Regions from separate parts of the Homo sapiens genome. Here region 2 is linked to region 1. Evidence: chromatin loops called from intact Hi-C (ENCODE). Cell type or tissue: Caco-2. All regions are shown on one strand.

Region 1 (2,500 bases):
TCTTGCAGTTGCCAGGAATGATGCCAGGAGAAGAGGTGAAGAAGCTGACCATGGGAATCTACGGTGACTGCAAGGGGAGCCAGGCCTTCGGTAGGAAACTGTAGGGAACGGTAACATTCACTACAGGAGAATGGTATAGTCTGAGGGGTGCAATTCAAAGGAGATGGGATTTTTCAGGGCAAACAGGGAAAATGGTGGGGAAGCTGCTAGAAGGAGCAGGTGAGCATCTAATTCCAACTCCAGGAACAAGGGTCCTGGGGTTTGGGAGAAAAGGCATTGTATGCTCAGCAAGGTCCCCATGGGCCTTCCAGGTTACAAGCAGAGTAAAATTAAATAATAATGGAGCCAGTGGTTTTAGAGGGAAGGGATGTTTCCAACTTGTATACCCCAAGGTTTCTCAAGCTCTGCGCTATTGACATTGGGGGCCAGATATTTCTGTGTTGGAGGCTGTCCTGTGCATTGCAGGACACTTAGCAGCATCCCAGGCCTCAACCCACTAATGTCAGTAGCATTCCCTAGTGATTGTAGCATAAAAAGGTCTCCAGATATTGCCAAATGTCCCTGGGGGCAACAGCACCCTAGTTGGGCATCTCAGACCTGCCCTAACAACCACGGTGCTGTTCCTCTTTACCACGGAAAGTGTCCCTTGGGAGAAGCAATAACACACTCCCATGAAAGACAAGGTTTTCCTTGAAACAAACATCAAGGTGGGGGCCAGTATTATCCCTGTTTCAGCAACAACCTAAAGAAAGTTGCATAAGGAAATCACTGTCCCGTGGCCTAAACACTGGTAGAATTGGCTTACTGTAGACCTCACCAGTCTATGCAGTATTTATAGCTAAAACTTCCAGGATGCAAAATTTAAGCCCTAGAAACATACAGGCCTCTAAGGGGTTCTATCAAAACCTGCCACCGATTTCCTAAAAAGAGCTAGCCTTATCATGAAACTTACTCTATAGATTTGCATGGGGCGATGTGCCTCATTATCACAGCTGTGCACTGGTGTGAATAAATGACAATAGGACAAGCACGCAGATCTTTCCAAACAGCATGCACCTGGGCCGCAGGCTGGCCGAGCGCCTGAGGGTTGCACCACCTACAATATCATCATTGTGTAATCCAGTCCTCCCTCTGTCAGCACAACAGCACAATCTAGAATCACCGATTTCCAAATCACAATGTAATCACACTGTAATCTATGTGTTTAAGAAAGGAGAAGCCACACACATACAAACACGATCACACACCATTTCCTTGAAGTCACCAGAACGGCAACATCTAGAACAAATAACCTCCTCTGGGAAGGTTCATTTCTCCACGGTTAACCATTGATGGGCTGGCGTGATCCCTTTAAACATGGGTCGCCAGAACTCAAAGCCCACAATCAAGGGTTTATCTAGGAGATAGTATTCCACAGCACCTGCTCAAAAAGGACAGATTGCCTGGAGCGCTACAGGCTAGCAAGGTAAACTTACGAGTGGGTGGCCTCCTTCAACAAAGAAACTGCACTTCTGCCCTTCTTAATGCCTGGAGTTAATTCCATCCTCAGATTTCATTTGAACTCACAATTCTGGCACTGAGGATCAAAGCCTGCAGACACCATTATCGAGTGGATTTAGATATTCAGCAAATGCACCCTTTCCCTGTCTCACACCTTTACCTGCTGGTGAGTTGGATGGTCCCATTGGAACCCAGCTCTTTCCAAGGTTGAGCAAGAGAAAAAGAGGCTTCAAAACCAGTGGTCTCCTGCCCGGTTAATGAACCACTCTTCAAAGAGCTGTGTGGGAAGCAAGCTTATACGCTGAAGCAATGCCTCAGATGATCTGTGACCTCTGCGTAGCTTGCCCTCCACCTCCCCATTATGACAGCTAGCTAATGGTTTTCTGAATATTTCCAGCCTGGAATTCCCCAACTTTCTTGAGGATAGTAGAGCCCCAGAGGCAACAATTGCAGGGCACGGAGCAGAATTTTTTGCATCACCTCTCAGTGAAGTTTCAAGAGACATGTTTTTCCCAAGTGCACTCAACGCCGACGCCTATCCAAACTCCTCACTCTCTCACAGGGCTCTCAGGGCAGGACGGCGTACCCCCTCTGCCCCAGCCAGTTCTCCTTACCTGAGCACCCATCCTCTCTTCCTTTCTTTCCCTTCGTGAGAACGAGGAGGTTGGAATGGCGAAAATGTTTTCTATGCCAAACAATTCTGAGCAGAAAGAGGACCTTTTCCTCTGAAGCTGTGATTGATCTGAAGGAGGCTAACTTCATTGGAGAGCAGTGGGTTCCAATTTGTCACCAGATTACAAGCAAGGGTGTTTCTCCTTTCTCTCATTTCATCAGTTAACAATTCATCAACATGTGTTTATTGGCACCTGCTATAACTCTAGCTCTGTGCTATGGATTTCAGGTGGCAAAATACATGGAAGACATTGACTCTTTCAATAAGATGGACTGCCCACTATGTGCCAGGCACTGAACACGCAAAGACGAACCAGTCTCAACCCCT
Region 2 (2,500 bases), 65 kb before region 1:
GGAAGGAGAAGAAGGGCTGGCATGAGCGGAGAGGCAAGTGCTCCCAGCCTTCTCACCGTGGGAACATGCGATTCATCCCTGATGAACCTTTTCCCACACAGATAATCACCCTCTTCTCTAAACATGTTCTAATCCATGTATATTTGGGTGGAGCCTTGACAGACACACAGATCTCCAGAAATGGTGTTCACAACAAATGAATAGAAGCATGTTTGTGTCTACAACAGGAGGAAGAACAGAGGGTGGGAATTTATTAATTTATAATAAAATATGTGGGAGAGAATCCATCAGTTAGGAAAGCTCTTGGCTCCAAGTGACAAAAAACTCAACTACACACTTTGGGAGGCCGAGGCGGGCGGATCACGAGGTCAGGAGATCGAGACCATCCCGGCTAAAACGGTGAAACCCCGTCTCTACTAAAAATACAAAAAATTAGCCGGGCGTAGTGGCGGGCGCCTGTAGTCCCAGCTACTTGGGAGGCTGAGGCAGGAGAATGGCGTGAACCCGGGAGGCGGAGCTTGCAGTGAGCCGAGATCCCGCCACTGCACTCCAGCCTGGGCGACAGAGCGAGACTCTGTCTCAAAAAAAAAAAAGAAAAAAAAAAAAAAAAAAAAAAAAAACTCAACTACAGTGGCTTAAAAAGAAGGCTTATTTTTCAACAATGTAAGTAAGAAGTTTTGATCTAAGCAATTGCTAGTGTTGGTTCAGCAGCTTAATAATGCCAGGTTGCTGCAGCTCTGATCAATACATTCACATTCAAGGCAGAAAGAAGAAGAAAAGACCACACCAGCCATATCTGTCCCTCTACTGGGAGAGAGGCAGCATTCTGAGATCCAGTAGATTTATGCTTATGTGTAATTGGCTTGAACCATGACGTATCTGTCGCTGTGACAAATGTGTCATCCCTACTTATAAGGGAAGCTAGAAAAGTAAGTATCTGGGCTTATCTTCTTCCAGAATGACTGGAGTTGTGTTAGCAACAGCGTGGGAATGAGTACAATGCAGACAACAACCAGCCCCTGCCACAGACTCCAGGAAAACTTCCATTTTCGTTTTCATCATTGAACACACATTCCTCATGCACAGCCACCAAACTTATGGTGACCTGAGCAGTATATAGTCACAAGGTCGCTTTGAGCATTTACTACCATTAAGTCCCTCTCATTCTCCAGACAACGGGATTATCATTTTCTTCCCCTTGAGGGCTCCTGTTATCACAGGTCCTTGCTTATCAGCAAGGAAGAGACAAGAACAAAGAAAAAGTGAAACTGGCATCTCTCACTTTGCCTACTCGCTAGAAATGCTGAGACTTTTGGGGTGGAAGAAATGGAAACAAATGAATAGTTTAAAATGAGGCTGGAGCTGCATTCATTCAACTGCATTTATTTTCCCTGTTTGACTGAGACAGAATGACTTGAAGAAAACTGAGTCTCTGGAATTCACCATAAGATGAAGAAAAACCTGTTGTGAAATCACACTGAGGCTTGTTACACTATTTACTTTGCTTAGCCACCCTCCTATTTTGAGAACTCTAACTGTGTTCAGGTAAGCTCGATACATTTTGCTTAGTAAGACCAAAGTTTTGTAAATTAAATTTTTGGCAAAACAGGTGGAAGAATATTGCACTTTTTAGAGTTCACTCTTACTAAATTTTTCAACAGTGCCTGGGGCAAAAAAGACAAATACTCTCAGCTTTCTCAGAAACCTTATTAAGGTTTGACATGCAGATATGCACATCGTGAGCTCTTAAGCACTTAATAAAACCTAAGCTAATTTTCCAAAACAAAGGATGAAGAGCAATGTGTTCAGAGAGCATTAGAGTACATGGTGCAATCTCTTGGGATTAGGAAAGGGTCAAAACTTAGTTCCTTTTGCTTGGGGACTGGTTCATGAAGAAGGAAGGAGAAGCTCAAGAAAACATAAGGAAAAACCTTACAAGGGAATAATCTGACCCACAGGGATAGGGAGGAACGATGAATGTTGTCTGAAGAAAGAAGCAGAAGGGATAGATGAAAAGGCGAGGGGGATGATATCCCTCCTAAACTCACCAAGCTAAACAAAAGGAAAAGCAAATGAGAGGATGGACGAAACGGGAAATGCTGATAGAAGCATAAAATATCAGAGCATTTTCTCTGGCCATGGCCAGAGAAACTTATATGTGGAATCTAAAAATGTTGAACTCATGGAAGCAGACAGTAGGATGTTTTCCAGGGGCTGGGGGATTGGGTCTAGGGGATGTTGTCAAAGGGTACACACTTGCAGTTACATACGGTGAATAAATTCTGGGGATCTATTATACAGCAAGGCAACTATAGTTAATAATACTGTATCATATACTCGAAAATTGCTGAGAGTAGATCTTTAATGACAAATTTATTTGTTTTTAAGAGACAAATAATAAATGTGTATATTTATGGGGGTATAACAATGTGATGTTTGATCTACATATACATTGTAGAAAGATTAAAACAAGATAATTAACCCATCACCTCACCGGCTT

What was found. Peaks named below come from ENCODE experiments on the same cell type or tissue, not always from the same donor. Only the 100,000 strongest peaks of a DNase experiment are listed, where the experiment ranks them.
Region 2: a loop joins it to region 1, with 2.9 times the contacts of the local background. A loop is called at or near these places in 1 of 110 quality-filtered maps.

Annotation. Positions count from the first base shown.
Region 1 is chr6:1,226,916-1,229,415 of GRCh38, forward strand. No RefSeq gene overlaps it. Among named protein-coding and RNA genes, the nearest start is that of FOXQ1, 84 kb to the right of the region's middle. In Caco-2, no CTCF peak of the experiment used is centred here; DNase peaks (open chromatin) are centred at 1,096, 1,306 and 1,766; H3K4me3 peaks cover 1,132 bases.
Region 2 is chr6:1,161,603-1,164,102 of GRCh38, forward strand. No RefSeq gene overlaps it. Among named protein-coding and RNA genes, the nearest start is that of LINC01622, 62 kb to the left of the region's middle. In Caco-2, no CTCF peak of the experiment used is centred here; a DNase peak (open chromatin) is centred at 1,119; H3K4me3 peaks cover 616 bases.